Regions from separate parts of the Mus musculus genome. Here region 2 is linked to region 1. Evidence: chromatin loops called from intact Hi-C (ENCODE). Cell type or tissue: left cerebral cortex. All regions are shown on one strand. Each heading gives the region's core, and the rest is flanking DNA. Links, peaks and the distances in the headings are about the cores only.

Region 1 (9,161 bases), core at 882-8,881:
ATAAAATTGACACTAAATACTAACCAGAGTACTTCATTCCTTATCAAGCTGACACACAAACACATCACTATTTAAACCATAGCCTTTTCTTTCTTTTTTAATCCCCCAAATCTCATGTTACTATCGTAATATAAAATACAATGTAATTTTGAAAGTTCTATAATCTTTAAGAAATTCCAATGTTTTAAAGATCTTTTAAAACCGAAGATCTCTTACCCTAAAAAAAAAAAATAAATAAAACTAAGTTACATGATTCCTATTCCAAAAGAATGAACCAGAGCAAGTCACAATCAAAGTAAACCCCCAAATGAAAGAATGGAAATAGTTTACTGTGACTGGAGGGATGGCTCAGATGTTAAGAGCACTGGCTACTTTTTCAGAGGTCTTGAGCCGAATTCCCAGCAACTACATAGTTCCCCACAACCATCTATAATGAAATCTAATGCCCTTTTCTGACCTGCAAACATACATGCAGGCAAAACACTATATACATAATGCATAAATAAATAAATAAATAAATAAATAAATAAATAAATCACACTTTCCAATAGCTAAGACTTACTACTGATATGTTCTCTAGAAGGCATGAGAAGTTCTCGTTATCTGGCTCTACCACCTACAATGTGCAGGTGTCTAAAAGGCTCATAGACATATGCCACTGTCTTTGGTGGATGTTACATCATCCTGGCTCCTCTAATACCCTAGTGTCTCCAAGGTGACAATACCTTCACCAATGACCTCCTCTGACTTCCTTTCTAGGACTCTGACCCTGCCACAGAGTGCCAGCTTTCTGTTTCTTTGGTTTCAGCTTCTCCAATTCTGTTCAGTCCTGAAGATTTCGTGCTGCTAAGTCCAGTACCATGTGGGAGAATCTTACGTGTTTAACAGACAGCTTGAAGTTCAGCCTTGTGCCCCCACATCATAGCTGCCCTGTACTGATCTCAAGGAAACACACTCCAAGAAGTCTTTACCTCAACTTTGCCATCCCTTATGAGTCACAGCTGATTCTTCTGCCCCAGCCAACCAGCATCCTTTGTCCCAGAGAAAGCACAGGTTGCACATTCACACATTTTTATTACACTTTAAAAGAAGTAGGGGAACGCCAGGGCCAAAAAATGGGAATGGGTGGGTAGGGGAGTGGGGAGGGCGCGGACTTTTGGGATAGCATTGGAAATGTAATTGAAGAAAATACGTAATAAAAAAAAGGAAGTAGGAAGAATTTTATATTAAAGACCTGATATTCATAGCATGTTCTAGCTCAGTATGCTCTGAGTCATTGTTTCAAACAAACAGAGAAACAAATACAGTATGCTAAAGGTCAGGTTTAGCTCCTTCTCATGAAGATTCTTAGGTAATAAGAAGAGTATATTGTTCTGATATTATGTAACTGACCCAAAGTAGACTAAATAAAATAGACTAAAATAAATTGTTCCTGTTAAAAATGGAACAATTTGATTCTTTGACTTAAATTTCCGAATTGCAGACCTCAAGTTGATTTAAATATGATATTTAAACATACAAAAATACTGTTTTAATATAATGTTTATGTTGACTTTCCTGAATTCAAGGCCATACACATACCCCATATTTGTAGGCAGATTAGAGAACCACATTTAAATGTATGCTGAAGATCTGTGTTCATAACAAAACAAACTATGCCAACCCGTATGTAAAGAAAGAACAAAGAGCCAGCTGCCTAAATCACTTTGATGCAAGACACACATGAATAGAAACATTTTAGTTAAAATTGTGCTAAAATAATTCAATTTTACTATAGCACCATAAGAGCATCCATGAATGTAAGAAGAATTTAATATGTTATCATACAGGTTAAACTTTACAATTTATATAAGTATATTGCATACATTAAAGTAATAAACAATATTAACAGAGAGAAGCTCTAAAGAAAATGTGAATTTGAGGTTAACATAGATGTGAGATAGGGTAACAAAGAATGAAATGGTATCACTAGTAAATCATGAAGTGGGACCTCTCTTTCTGATGACAGAACCCATTACCCTAAACCTTTTCATGTAAAATGAGGTTCATAGATTCATCTAAACACTTTATTTTAAAGTAAATGGATTTCAAAGATTGCCTGACTGTGCTCTGCTGACCACATACATACTTAAAACAAGATAACTTTCTTTGGGAGGTTTCAGTTGTGGCCGAAGGTGAAAGTAGTGAAACTCAGTGATAGAGAGGAAACAGATGACTGCCTCTTAGATTATAGGTTAGGGCCACATGAGAAGCATGTGAGGAAGTAAACACTTGAGAAATATTCTCTATGTCACAGTCTAGAAGGCAAAATCTCTTCCATAGTCGTTGGAGATGGACATACTCAATCTTAATAAGCTTATGTATTTGTTTCAGGGGTCCAGAAAGGAGTCTAGGACAAGAGTGAAAGAATCTGTAGTGTGAGACTCTGTAGGGACCATGCTTAAACTAGACTTCAGATGAGTTGAACTGTTGCTTATAATAGTCAGATGCTACATTTATAATAAAGCAGAGAGCAAATATCTGATGATGCTACACATCACCACTTACAACAAGAAGAGCGTTCAATCAGTGTTTCTAATCACAAAAAAAAAAAAAAAAAAAAAAAAAAATGAACATAGGTGAGTTTCATTCTGCTCAAGTTAAGATGGTCTACTCATGAAATGAAAAGACATAGATTGAAAGGAAATAATGGTATGCAGTGAAAGAGATAAAGAGCTAATGATGGAGTCTCACAAATCACTAAGGAAAGAAGTAGACGCAAAAGACTGTAAAAAAAAATCTTATGTAAAAATATCATCCAGCAATCAATAGCTGTTTGACACGGTGCTCAATCTCAGCTGTAATCAGGAAAAACTAAATCAAATCACATCCAGGTGTCAATATTTACCCCCTGGAATTTCTCAGGAAATATAAAGTATCAATCCAATGGTTAGAGAGAAAAATTGATTGTTATCTGCTGCAGGGGAGAATGGTAACTTATATATCATGTAGGAAGGAGTGGTTAACAGAATAAAGAATGAGCCCCACTGATATTGCTTCTAGATTTTTGCCAGGGTCAGGAATTCATGGGCGAAAGATTTGTCGCACTGTCTGTGTTGTATTTATTTACTTGGTTTGTGCTTACAAAATTTTTGTTCTCTGATGAATTCTTAATTGTTCCATTGTTGTTCTGTTATCTTCTCCACAGTCTTGTTCTATTTTATAATTAAACATCAAAAGCAGAACTGTCATGGTACATGAACTGTAAAAAACACTCAGAAGTTCATTTGTGTTAATTCCCCTTAAAACTTAAATTAACGAATGTGACATAAGTAAGAAGGTAGCATTATAAGGATCTCATCTCCAGCTGAGGGCCACTTTTTATTATTGGCATTTAGGGCCAGCTTTGTTCTGAAGTCAGTTGCTAATCGCTCTTCCAAAGGAAGCTGACCTGAAATGGGCAAGCTTCTGATGAGGTTTAGAGAAAGCCAATTAGGGTCCTACCTTCCTGGCTTGATTTCAGCTTCAATAAATTAATACAATTTAATCCACAATAACTTTTCCTTTCAGTTTCTAAGAGGACAGATAATTAGGGCTGGAACTTGCCCTGTCTGAACTGTGATATTGGTCAAGATAGTATTATGTTACATTGTTTATGGAGAATGTGGTCAATTGTAGCTTAATGAAATTTACTTTTGCAAGAACTTCTAGGATAAAGATGTGAACACTTGTGTTGTCAAAGGACACACTACAATTGATTTAACTGTTGTTTTAAAAACAAAATCCTCAAAGTTCTATTTACCTAATGAAGACTCCAGAGCCTGTCACCGTGATGCTGGAGGAACACTCAGTTGACTTTTCTACTCCCCTGATGTCCCCCAAAGAAAAAAAGATTTTTCTCCTTGTCCACACTGTTTTAGATACCCTTCAACTTAAAGATGCTCCTGTCTTTTTCTGGGTTTTCTTGTGTTTGCTCCCTATCAGTTGGTTGCTTGCTCTGCCTCTTAACCTATTGTTGACTTTATTTAACTCTTGTTTCTGGACAACTCCTGGGTTAAAGGTGTGTGCTAGGGATGAGCCACACTGTAGTAAGGTTTTTGCAGTTCACAATCTTGGAGTTCACAATGTGATCTATTATGCTGCAACATTTAGCTTCAGATTATTCATAACCTATGGGCCAGTGGCAGCCTCCACTCTATAAAACAAAACAGGATCTCTCATGAGGCAGCGGTACAGTGAGCCTGAGTAAAGAAACTTAACTCTCTTTGTGAATTACCCAGGCACAGGACAGATCCCACGCTGACATGAATCTTCCTGAAACGGTCAGGGATTCAATTGTAAGTCTCTTCCAGAAACTTTCTCATCGCTCTATGTAAAAATAACTTCATCGAAAGAATTAACTTGATCAAAATTGAACCAGACAAATTGACACCTACAATTAACAATCACAGATGTTATACCAACAAACAAGTTTACATCCCCTTCTGTTTCTTGGTATTGAACTAGAAATAAGTATTACCTCTCTGTATTTCACACAGTCCTCCCTTTCTCCTCTGTGTAATTCGCATCTACTTTATCTTATCTATCTAGTTCATTCATTTTCATGGCTGTATAATGTCTACATTATAATTTAATTATCCATATTAAAGTAATGTGAATATAATATTTTTCTAGCATGAAGAACTATATTGAAGACTGGTACTAAGAATCTTCTTATGTATGCATATTTTCTACACATAAACATACTGCAAGGCATAAATCCTGTGTTGGGATGTCTACACATAGCTTGGAGATGCCTTGAATCAATAAGCAATGACAGACTGTTTTTTAAAAGTGGTTGCAGTGATTTATTCTCCCAGCAGCAGTGCAATGGGGTTCCTGATTTTCTGAATCTTCCCCCTCCCTGATAATGCCTGATGTTAACAGATTCACCACTCTGAGGGTGATGGTGGTATTTATGATTTTACTTTGTAAATCTGTGATTAATGTGGTATTTATATGCTCATTAATCATCCTGGTCTCGTTTTTTGTGCAGTGTTTCTTAGTCTTTTTTATGTGGGTTGCACAAACCTTTTATACTGATTTGTGGAAATTCCCATTAAATTATCATTAGCTACATACATTGCAGATGTAGTTGCCAATAAATATACTATGTTCCCTTTACTTTTATTGTTTCAATCCAGTCATTCTTAAGTAGTTTTAATGTACCAGTAGTTTATTTTTAATAATTTATCCTTTAAAATGTTTCTAAGGCAGTCAGGTGATACACGGCCATCACCACAGCCACAGAGAGCTGGTGTTTGGAGATTAGCAGATCAAGGCCCAATTGAGGCCTACTTGGAAAATTTAGTGAGCTAGCTATAGAACTTACTGACATATTTTAGTATAAAAAGTAAAAAAAAAAAAAAAAAAGAAAGGAAAAGAAAAAGTAAAAAGACAGTTGGGGATACTGCTCAGCTATAGATATAGCTCAGCCTGGTAAGGAATAAGTTCTAGGTTCGGTCTACAGTAAGGTATTTAAAATGATAGAAAAAGGACGTAAATTAAAATATATTTTATTGAATTGTAAAGATTACATTCTTACATATTTCTCTAAATTTAATTTTTTAATGACTTCTTCATTCAGGAGTGTTATTTAAATGTAATCTGTTCTTGCTAGCAGGCATAGCATAATACCTTAGAAACTAGATGTTCAGTGTTGTAGCAGGGAGAAACAAATAGTAGATCTTATGACTTTAGGGACAAAAACAGGTAGGTGATCTTTCAGCTTCCCTTTATTTCATGGATCTCCAGCCAGAACTAACAAAGCCACACACTCAGTCACAGATGTAGGCCACACTGAACATGGTCTAACTCGACTTTGTATTCTGATAAAGGAGTAAGAATATACTTCAGTGCACAAATCTCTATCCAGATGAATGTCATAGGAATAATGTCCATGTGGTAGCCTAGCTGGACTGGGTATCAGGTTTCTTTTTGCAGTGCTCTAGTCTGGATGGTCAGAGTCTGAAAAGGGGATTTGGACTCCCTTTTTTGGTTAATCCACCAGATCATGGCCCCAGCCAGCAGTGAATTTCAAGACATCTGTAATTTTACCTTGCAAGAAATCGGTCAGGACTTTGTCCTGCCTGAATTTGACAACCTTCCACATATCTCTACTAGGAGCTCATGCATATCACAGAATAGCCACTACTAATGTGTATACTCTCTCTCTCTCTCACACACACACAGAGTTTATCATAAGCACTTATATAGACACACAAACACACATTCACACAAACTTAAGCATACATGCTTTTAACATAAATACTCACTAACACACAAAAAACACCTACATTGGCATAAACTCATTCATACATATTCACCACTTCACACTTCCCTATACCTCCCACTTCTCCATATACATACATGTGCACCAAGGCAAACACCCTATAACAGTTCACATCACTTTATTCTTCGTACCGAGGCTTTTACCCAAAGGCTTTTAGCCTTTAGCCTATCTGTCACAGGATAATAGGTCTGGTTAAATCATTATTTTAAAAATCATTAGACATTCTTTTTTTTTTTTTTTTTGGATATTTTCGTTACTTACATTTCAAAAGTTATCTCCTTTCCTGGTTTCCCTCTTTCCTGGAAACACCCTATCACATCCTCCCTCCCCAGGCTTCTGTGAGGGTGTTTCAAGTCCTTCAGTCCTTTCTCTAACTCCTCTATTGGGAATCTCATGCTCAGACCAATGGTTGTCTGAGAACAGAACATCCTCCTCTGTATTTGTAAGACTCTGGCAGGGCCTTTCAGGAGAGAGCCATATCAGACTCCTTTCAGCATGCACTTCTTGGCATCCACAATAATGTCTGGGTTTGGTAACTCTATGGGATAAATCCCCAGGTGGGACAACTCTGGATGGCCTTTCCTTCACTCTCTGCACTTCATCTTAGCCAAAAGGCTGACAAGTGATTCCTTCACTCACTGTTCAACACTTTATCTCCATATTTGCTCCTGTGAGTATTTTGTTCTCCTTCTAAGAAAAACCGAAGCACCCATACTTTGGTCTTCCTTCTTATTGAGCTTCATGTGGTCTATGAATTATATCATGGTTATTTGGAGCTTTTGTGCTAATGTCGACTTATCAGTGAGTGCATACCATGTGTGTTCTTTTGTGCCCACACACATATGGTCATCTGATCTTTGACAAAGGAGCTAAAACCATCCAGTAGAAAAAAGTTAGCATTTTTAACACACGTGGCTGATTCAATTGGATTCATGTAGGAAAATGTGAATTGACCCATTCTTATCTCCTTGTACAAAGTTCAAGTCCAAGTGGATCAAGGACCTCCACATGAAACACTGAAACTTATAGAAGAGAAAGTGGAGAAGATCCTCTTACACATGGGCACAGGAGAAAAATTCCTGAATAGAAAGAACACCAATGGCTTATACTGTAAGAACAAGAATGGACGAATGGGACCTCATAATATTGCAAAGCTTCTGTAAGGCAAAGGACATTGTTCAAAGGACAAAAAGGCAACCAACAAATTGGGAAAAGATTTTTACCAATTCTACATCTGGTAGAGGGCTAATATTCAAAATGTGAAAAGAACTCAAGAAGTTAGACTCCAGAGAACCAAATAACCCTAATAAAAATGGGGTACAGAGCTAAACAAAGAATTGTCAACTGAGGAATATTGAATGGCTGAGAAGAACCTAAAGAAATGTTCAATATCCTTAGTCTTCAGGGAAATGCAAATCAAAACAACCCTGAGTTTCCAACTCACACCAGTCAGAATGGCTACAATAAAAAACTCAGGTGACAGCAGATGCTGGCGAGGATGTGGAGAAAGAGGGACACTCCTCCATTGCCAGTGGGATTGCAAGCTGATGCAACCACTCTGTCTGTTGGTTACTCAGAAAACTGGACATAGGATCGGAGGACCCAGCTATACCACTCCTAGGCATATATCGAGAATATTCTCCAACATGTGATAAGGACACATTTTCCACTATGTTCATAGCAGTCTTATTTATAATATCCAGGAGCTTGAAAGAACTCAGATGTCCTTCAACAGAGGAATAGATAAAGATGGTATATAACATAACTCAGCTATTAAAGATGATGAATTCATAAAATTCTTAGGCAAATCCTGAGTGAGGTAACACAATCGTTAAATCATTAGAAATTCTTATTGTGTACTTCAAGTGAACCTGCTATGCCAAGTTCCCCTTGTTCCCATTTACCATCCCTCTCCTGGTTACAACCATAAAACATAGCTTTCATAGGCTTGAGCCTTGCTGATTATTTTCTTTCTTGTTTGCAGTGAACCACTTTAATTTTTCTTAAGCTGAAATAAACTTTTTCACTTTGGTGCCTTTGTTTAAACATATACTCAGCTGACTGACCCTACTTAGCAAAAATCAACACAGTTCCTGTTACTTTAATATTTACTTTCTGTTATTTCTATTAAACAGTGTAACTAACTTCTCCTTGATGATGTGTGCTTGAAGCTTTGGAAATATATATCAAATTAAGCAAAATGTCCTAATATGTATAACATCCTGGTTACATTTTATTTTTATATATACTATATAAGAAGAGTTTGTAAACTTTCTCTTTTCCTTTATTGGTGATAAAATTTCCAAACAATACGTTTTGGTTATGTTAGATCTTACTCTACTACTCCTAATGTATCCCCACCTCCCGTTTGTGTGCACAGTCTTTTGTGGTTTATTGTCCCAGCACACTCCCTTAGAGGAAAAAATACTTATTACCTATTAAGGTAATTATAGGTTGGGCTATGGGTTAGTTATGGGTTGGATATAGATTCTGAGTAGGGCTGTGTCTGAGTGTCCAATTCTCCTTTTATCTCTAGAACCCCACCTGGTGCAGACTCATGCAGAACCTATGGATGTTGCATCAGTCTCCATGTGTTCATATGTGTGTCAGCTCTGTTGGGTCTAAAAGGCTTTGATTCATTATTGTCCTTTATCCATTCTGGCTCCTAAAATATTTCCATCTCCTATTTCACAGAATTCTTCAAGTCCTGGAGGGAGTGATTTGGATATATCTCAATTATGGCTGATTATTTTAAGGTCTCTCATACTTTGTATGGTTTTGGGTCTCTGTACTTCTTATTGACTACAGAACTGAGCTTCTCTGATGATAGCTGAACAAGACAGTGATCTAT
Region 2 (9,161 bases), core at 431-8,430, 750 kb before region 1:
ACCTGCCAAGTTGCAAATCTTCTATCTACAGTGGTAGCTTATCTACAAGATACACTGGTATAGTAGTGTCACGTAATTCATTGGAATAACCAACCAATATCTGATTTTATATAAGGTCAACTCTATGAGATAGATCCCATATCCGACATTGCTTGGGCGGTCAAGAATCTGAAACTAGATATGTCAGAAATGTATGAAAACATCAAATACATGCTGTTCTGTTAAAAGAACACAGGAGTTAGATGACTCCTAAGAAATTCTACTAGTCTCATAGATCACTGTCTTGTTCAGCTATCATCAGAGAAGCTCAGTTCTGTAGTCAATAAGAAGTACAGAGACCCAAAGCCATACAAGTATGAGAGACCTTAAAATATTCAGCCATAATTGGGATATGTCCAAATCACTCCCTCCATAACTTGAGGAATTCTGTGGGATAGGAGATGGAAATATTTTAGGAGCCAGAAAGGATAAAGGACAATAATGAATCAAAGCCTTTTAGACCCAACAGAGCTGACACACATATGAACTCATGGAGACTGAGGCAACATCCATAGGGTCTGCATGAGTCTGCACCAGGTGGAGTCCTATAGATAAAAGGAGAATTGGACACTCAGACACAGCCCTACTTAGAATCTATTCCCAACCCATAACTACCCATAGCCCAACCTATAATTACCTTAATAGGTAATAAGTATTTTTTCCTCTAAGGGAGTGTGCTGGGACAATAAACCACAAAAGACTGTGCACACAAACGGGAGGTGGGGATACATCAGGAGTAGTAGAGTAAGGTCTAACATAATCAAAATGTATTGTTGGGAAATTTTATCACCAATAAAGGAAAAGAGAAAGTTTACAAACTCTTCTTATATAGTATATATAAAAATAAAATGTAACCAGGATGTTATACATATTAGGACATTTTGCTTAATTTGATATATATTTCCAAAGCTTCAAGCACACATCATCAAGGAGAAGTTAGTTACACTGTTTAATAGAAATAACAGAAAGTAAATATTAAAGTAACAGGAACTGTGTTGATTTTTGCTAAGTAGGGTCAGGCAGCTGAGTATATGTTTAAACAAAGGCACCAAAGTGAAAAAGTTTATTTCAGCCTAAGAAAAATTAAAGTAGTTCACTGCAAACAAGAAAGAAAATAATCAGCAAGGCTCAAGCCTATGAAAGCTATGTTTTATGGTAGTAACCAGGAGAGGGATGGTAAATGGGAACAAGGGGAACTTGGCATAGCAGGTTCACTTGAAGTACACAATAAGAATTTCTAATGATTTTATAATTGGGTTACCTCACTCAGGATTTGCCTAAGAATTTCATGAATTCATCATCTTTAATAGCTGAGTTATATTCCATTGTGTAAATGTACCACATTTTCTGTATCCATTCCTCTGTTGAAGGACATCTGGGTTCTTTCAAACTCCTGGCTATTATAAATAAGACTGCTATGAACATAGTGGAACATGTGTCCTTATCACATGTTGGAGAATATTCTGGATATATGCCTAGGAGTGATATAGCTGGATCTTCCGGTCCTATGTCCAGTTTTCTGAGGAACCACCAGACAGAGTGGTTGCACCAGCTTGCAATCCTACCAGCAGTGGAGGAGTGTCCCTCTTTCTCCACATCCTCGCCAGCATCTGCTGTCACCTGAGTTTTTTGTTGTAGTCATTCTGACTGGTGTGAGTTGGAAACTCAGGGTTGTTTTGATTTGCATTTCCCTGAAGACTAACGATATTGAACATTTCTTTAGGTTCTTCTCAGCCATTCAATATTCCTCAGTTGAGAATTCTTTGTTTAGCTCTGTACCCCATTTTTATTAGGGTTATTTGGTTCTCTGGAGTCTAACTTCTTGAGTTCTTTTCACATTTTGGATATTAACACTCTACTGGATGTAGGATTGGTAAAAATCTTTTCCCAATTTGTTGGTTGCCTTTTTGCCCTTTGAACAATGTCCTTTGCCTTACAGAAGCTTTGCAATATTATGAGGTCCCATTTGTCCATTCTTTCTCTTACAGTATAAGCCATTGGTGTTCTTTCTGTTCAGGAATGTTTCTCCTGTGCCCATGTGTAAGAGGCTTTTCCCCACTCTCTCCTCTATAAATTTCAGTGTTTTATGTGGAGGTCCTTGATCCACTTGGACTTGAACTTTGTACAAGAAGATAAGAATGGGTCAATTTCCTAAAGCTTTACTACAGAGCAATTGTGATAAAAACTGCATGGTACTGGTATAGAGACAGACAAGTAGACCAATGGAATAGAATTGAAGACCCAGAAATGAACCCACACACCTATGGTCACTTGATCTTCGACAAGGGAGCTAAAACCATCCAGTGGAAGAAAGACAGCATCTTCAACAATTGGTGCTGGCACAACTGGTTGTTATCATGTAGAAGAATGCGAATCGATCCATACTTATCTCCTTGTACTAAGGTGAAATCTAAGTGGATCAAGGAACTTCACTTAAAATCAGAGACACTGAAACTTATAGAGGAGAAAGTGGGGAAAAGCCTTGAAGATATGGGCACAGGGGAAAAATTCTTGAACAGAACAGCAATGGCTTGTGCTGTAAGATCGAGAATTGACAAATGGGACCTAATGAAACTCCAAAGTTTCTGCAAGGCAAAAGACACTGTCAATAAGACAAAAAGACCACCAACAGATTGGGAAAGGATCTTTACCTATCCTAAATCAGATAGGGGACTAATATCCAACATATATAAAGAACTCAAGAAGGTGGACTTCAGAAAATCAAATAACCCCATTAAAAAATGGGGCTCAGAACTGAACAAAGAATTCTCACCTGAGGAATACCGAATGGCAGAGAAGCACCTGAAAAAATGTTCAACATCCTTAATCATCAGGGAAATGCAAATCAAAACAACCCTGAGATTCCACCTCACACCAGTCAGAATGGCTAAGATCAAAAACTCAGGTGACAGCAGATGCTGGCGAGGATGTGGAGAAAGGGGAACACTCCTCCATTGTTGGTGGGATTGCAAGCTTGTACAACCACTCTGGAAATCAGTCTGGCGGTTCCTCGGAAAATTGGACATAGTACTACCGGAGGATCCAGCAATACCTCTCCTGGGCATATATCCAGAAGATGCCCCAACTGGTAAGAAGGACACATGCTCCACTATGTTCATAGCAGCTTTATTTATAATAGCCAGAAGCTGGAAAGAACCCAGATGCCCCTCAACAGAGGAATGGATACAGAAAATGTGGTACATCTACACAATGGAGTACTACTCAGCTATTAAAAAGAATGAATTTATGAAATTCCTAGCCAAATGGATGGACCTGGAGGGCATCATCCTGAGTGAGGTAACACATTCACAAAGGAACTCACACAATATGTACTCACTGATAAGTGGATGTTAGCCCAAAACCTAGTATACCCAAGATATAAGATACAATTTCCTAAACACATGAAACTCAAGAAAAATGAAGACTGAAGTGTGGACACTATGCCCCTCCTTAGAAGTGGGAACAAAACACCCTTGGAAGGAGTTACAGAGACAAAGTTTGGAGCTGAGATGAAAGGATGGACCATGTAGAGACTGCCATATCCAGGGATCCACCCCATAATCAGCATCCAAACACTGACACCATTGCATACACTAGCAAGATTTTATCGAAAGGACCCAGATGTAGCTGTCTCTTGTGAGACTATGCCGGGGCCTAGCAAACACAGAAGTGGATGCTCACAGTCAGCTAATGGATGGATCACAGGGCTCCCAATGGAGGAGCTAGAGAAAGTACCCAAGGAGCTAAAGGGATCTGCAACCCTATAGGTGGAACAACATTATGAACTAACCAGTACCCCGGAGCTCTTGACTCTAGCTGCATATGTATCAAAAGATGGCCTAGTCGGCCATCACTGGAAAGAGAGGCCCATTGGACACGCAAATTTTATATGCCCCAGTACAGGGGAACGCCAGGGCCAAAAAGGGGGAGTGGGTGGGTAGGGGAGTGGGGGTGGGTAGGTATGGGGGACTTTTGGTATAGCATTGGAAATGTAAATGAGCTAAATACCTAATAAAAAATTAAGAAAAAAAAAATGGGTCAATTCACAGTTTTCTACATGCTGACCGCCAATTGAACCAGCCACATGTGTTAAAAATGCTATCTTTCTTCTACTGGATGGTTTTAGCTCCTTTGTCAAAGATCAAGTGACCATATGTGTGTGGGAACAAAAGAACACACAAGGTATGCACTCACTGATAAGTGGACATTAGCACAAAAGCTCCAAATAACCATGATAAAATTCATAGACCACATGAAGCTCAATAAGCAGGAAGACCAAAGTATGGGTGCTTAGGTCTTTCTTAGAAGGAGAACAAAATACTCACAGGAGAAAATATGGAGATAAAGTGTTGAACAGTGAGTGAAGGAATCATTTCTTGAAACTAGGAAAGAAATCTGGAACCATAGATGTGAGCATCAGCAACAGAATACAACAGATGGAAAAGAGAATCTCAGGTGCAGAAGACTCCAGAGAGAAATTGGCCACAACAATCAAAGAAAATGCAAAATGCAAAAAGATCCTAACTCAAAATATCCAGGAAATCTAGGACACAATGAGAACACCAAACCTACGGATAATAGGAGTAGATGAGAATGAAGATTTTCAACTTAAAGAGCCAGCAAATATCCTTGAGAAAAGTGTAGAAGAAAACTTCACAAACCTAAAAAAAGAGATGCCCATGAACGTACAAGAAGCCTACAGAACTCCAAATAAACTGGACCAGAAAAGAAATTCCTCCTGACACATAAAAATCAGAACAACAAATGAACTATGTAAAGGTAGAATATTAAAAGCAGTAAGTGAAAAAGGTCAAGTTGCACAAATGTCACCCAGGCAACTATACCCAGCAAAACTTTCAATTATCTTAGATGGAGAAAACAAAGTATTCCATGACCAAACCAAATTCACACATTATTTTCCAAGAATCCAGCCCTTCAAAGGATAATAACAGAAAAAAAAAAAAAAAAAAAAACAATACAAGGACAGAAACCAGGCACTAGAATAAGCAAGAAAGTAATCCTTCAACAAATCTAAAAGAAGATATCAGCAAGAACAGAATCCCAACAAAAATATCAGGAAGCAACAATTACTTTCCCTTAATATTTCTTAATATCAATGGACTCAATTCCCCAATAAAAAGATATAGACTAACAGACTGGCTACAAAAACAGGACCCAACATTTTGCAGCTTACAGGAAACCCATCTCAGGGAAAAAAACAAAGACACTCCCTCAGAATGAAGGCTGGAAAACAATTTTCCAAGCAAAGGGTCTGAAGAAACCAGCTGGAGTAGCCATTCTAATATCTAATAAAATCGACTTCCAACCCAAAGTTATCAAAAAAGACAAGGAGGGACACTTCATACTCATCAAAGGTAAAATCTTCAAAGAGGAACACTCAAATCTAAATATGTATGCACCAAATGCAAGGGCAGCCACATTCGATAAAGTAACTTTAGTAAAGCTCAAAGCACACATTGCAGCTCACACAATAATAGTGGGAGACTTCAACACAACACTTTCATCAATGGACAGATCCTGGAAACAGAAACTAAACAGGGATAGAGTGAAACTAAGAGAACTTATGAAACAAATGGATTTAACAGATATCTACAGAACATTTTATCCTAAAACAAAAGGATATGCCTTCTCAGCACCTCGTGGTACCTTCTCCAAAATTAGTCATATAATTGGTCACAAAACAGGCCTAAACAGATACAAAAATATTGAAATTGTCCCATGCATCCTATCAGATCACCATGGACTAAGGCTAATCTTCAATAACAACATAAATAATAGAAAGCCAATATTCACGTGGAAACTGAACAACACTCTTCTCAATGATACCTTGGTCAAGGAAGGAATAAAGAAAGAAGTTAAAGACTTTTGAGAGTTTAATGAAAATGAAGACAAAACATACCCAAACTTATGGGACACAATGAAAGCATTCCTAAGAGGAAAACTCATAGCTTTGACTACCTGCAAAAAGAAAGTAGAGAGAGCACACACTAGCAGCTTGACAACACACCTAAAAGCTCTAGAACAAAAGGAAGCAAATTCATCCAAGAGGAGTATACTGCAGGAAATAATCAAACTCAGGGGTAAAATCAACAAAGTGAAAATGAGAAGAACTATTCAAAGAATCAACCAAAGGAATAGCTGGCTCTTAGAGAAAATCAACAAGATAGATAAATCCTTAACCAGACTCACTAGAGGGCACAGGGACAGCATCCTAATTAACAAAATCAGAAATGAAAAGGGAGACATAACAACAGATCCTGAAGAAATCGCAAAACACCATCAGATCCTTCTACAAAAGGCTATACTCAACAAAACTGGAGAACCTGGATGAAATGGAAAAATTTCTAGACAGATACCAGGTACCAAAGTTAAATCAGGATCAGGTTAATGATCTAAACAGTGTGATATCCCCTAAAGAAATAGAAGCAGATTGTACCATATATCTTGGGAATTCTAAGTTTCTGGGCTAATATCCACTAATCAGTGAGTACTTATCATTTGAGTTCTTTTGTGATTGGGTTAACTCACTCAGGAAGATGCCCCCCAGATGCAAACATTTGCCTAGGAATTTCATAAATTCATTCTTTTTATTAGCTGAGAAGTACTCCTTTGTGTAAAAGTACCACATTTTTTGTATCCATTCCTCTGTTGAGGGGCATCTGGGTTCTTTCCAGCTCCTGGCTTCTATAAATAAGGCTGCTATGAACATAATTGAGCATGTGTCTTTCTTACCAGTTGGAACATCTTCTGGATATATGCCAGGAGAGGTATTACAGGATCCTCTGGTAGTACTATGTCCAATTTCTGGAGGAACTGCCAGACTGATTTCCAGAGAGGTTGTATAAGCTTGCAATCCTACCAAAAATGAAGGAGTGTTCCTCTTTCTCCACATCCTTGCCAGCATCTGCTGTCACCTGAATTTTTGAACTTAGCCATTCTGACTGGTGTGAGGTGGAATCTGAGGGTTGTTTTGATTTGCATTTCCCTGATGATTAAGGATGCTGAACACTTTGCAAAACACATGAAACTGAAGAAGAACGAAGACCAAAGTGTGGACACTTTGCCCCTTCTTAGAATTGGGAACAAAACACCCATGGAAGGAGTTACAGAGACAAAGTTTGGAGCTGAGACAAAAGGATGGACCATCTAGAGACTGCCATATCCAGGGATCCATCCCATAATCAGCCTCCAAACGCTTACACCATTGCATACACTATCAAGATTTTGCTGAAAGGACCCTGATAGAGCTGTCTCTTGTGAGACTATGCAGGGGCCTAGCAAACACAGAAGTGGATGCCAAAAGTCAGCTATTGGATGGATCATAGCCCCCCAATGGAGGAGCTAGGGAAAGTACCCAAGGAGCTAAAGGGATCTGCAAACCTATAGGTGGAACAACATTATGAAATAACCAGTACCCCAGAGCTCTTGATTCTAGCTGCATATGTATCAAAAGATGGCCTAGTCGGCCATCACTGGAAAGAGAGGCCGACTGGACCTGCAAACTTTATTTGCCTCAGTACAGGGGAATGCCAGGGCCAAAAAGTGGGAGTGGGTGGGTAGGGGAGTGGGGCGGGGGGGGGATATGGGGGAATTTTGCGATAGCATTGGAAATGTAAATGAGGAAAATACCTAATTAAAAATATTTAAAAAAAAGAAAGAAAGAAAGAAATAGAAGCAGTCATTAATAGTCTCCCAACCAAAAAAGCCCAGAACCAGATTGGTTTAGTGCAGAGTTCTATCAGACCTTCAAAGAAGATCTAATTCCAGTTCTTCACAAACTATTCCACAAAATAGAAGCAGAAGTTACTCTACCCAACTCATTCTATAAAGCCACAATCACTCTGATACCTAAACCACAAAAAGACCCAACAAAGATAGAGAACTTCAGACCAATTTCCCTTATGAATATCGATGCAAAAATAATCAATAAAATTCTGGATAACCGAATCCAAGAACACATCAAAACAATCATCCATCCTGACCAAGTAGGTTTCATCCAAGGAGTATGGGGATGGTTTAATATATGGAAATCCATCAACATAATTGACTATATTAACAAACTCAAAGACAAAAACCACATGATCATCTCGATAGATACAGAGAAAGCATTTGACAAAATCCAATACACATTCATGATAAAAGTCTTGGAAAGATCAGGAATTTGAGGCCCGTACCTAAACATGATAAAAGCAATCTACAGTAAACCAGTAGCCAACATCAAAGTAAATGAGGAGAAGATGGAAGCAATCCCACTAAAATTAGGGAGTAGACAAGGCTGCCCACTTTCTCCATACCTATTCAACATAGTATTTGAAGTCCTAGCCAGAGCAATTCGACAACAAAAGGAGATGAAGGAGATACAAATTGGAAAGGAAGAAGTCAAAATATCACTTTTTTAAGATGATATGATAGTATAAATAAGTGACCCTAAAAATTCCACCAGAGAACTCCTAAACCTGATAAACAGCTTCAGTGAAGTAGCTGGCTATAAAATTAACTCAAACAAATCAATGGCCTTTCTCTACATGAAGGATAAACAGGCTGAGAAAGAAATTAGGGAAACAACAACCTTCAAAATAGTTACAAGTAATATAAAATACCTTGGTGTGACTCTAACTAAGGAAGTTAAAGATCTGTATGATAAGAACTTCAAGTCTCTGAAGAAAGAAATTAAAGAAGATATCAGAAGATAGAAAGATCTCCCATGCTCATGGATTGGCAGGATTAATATAGTAAAAATTGCTATCTTGCCAAAAGCAATCTACAGATTCAGTGCAATCCCCATCAAAATTCCAACTCAGTTCTTCAAGGAATTAGACATGGCAGTCTGCAAATTCATCTGAAATAACAAAAAACCTAGGATAGCAGAAACTCTTCTCAGTGATAAAAGAACCTCTGGTGGAATCACCATGCCTGACCTAAAGCTGAACTACAGAGCAATTGTGATAAAAAAAAAAAAAAACTGCATGGTACGGGTATAGTGACAGGCAAGTAGACCAATGGAATAGAATTGAAGACCCATAAATGAACTCACACATCTATGGTCACTTGGTCTTTGACAAGGGCGATATAACCATTCAGTGGAAAAGAGATATCATTTT

Evidence for each region. Hi-C counts contacts between places; a loop is a spot of excess contacts. Peaks named below come from ENCODE experiments on the same cell type or tissue, not always from the same donor. Only the 100,000 strongest peaks of a DNase experiment are listed, where the experiment ranks them.
Region 2: a loop joins it to region 1, with 14 times the contacts of the local background. A loop is called at or near these places in 8 of 42 quality-filtered maps.

Annotation. Positions count from the first base shown.
Region 1 is chr11:14,104,048-14,113,208 of GRCm38, reverse strand. All of the region lies in intron 2 of 4930554G24Rik (RIKEN cDNA 4930554G24 gene), which reads left to right. Among named protein-coding and RNA genes, the nearest start is that of 4930554G24Rik, 70 kb to the left of the region's middle. In left cerebral cortex, for the core only: no CTCF peak of the experiment used is centred there; no DNase peak of the experiment used is centred there.
Region 2 is chr11:14,852,130-14,861,290 of GRCm38, reverse strand. No RefSeq gene overlaps it. Among named protein-coding and RNA genes, the nearest start is that of Pom121l12, 260 kb to the right of the region's middle. In left cerebral cortex, for the core only: no CTCF peak of the experiment used is centred there; no DNase peak of the experiment used is centred there.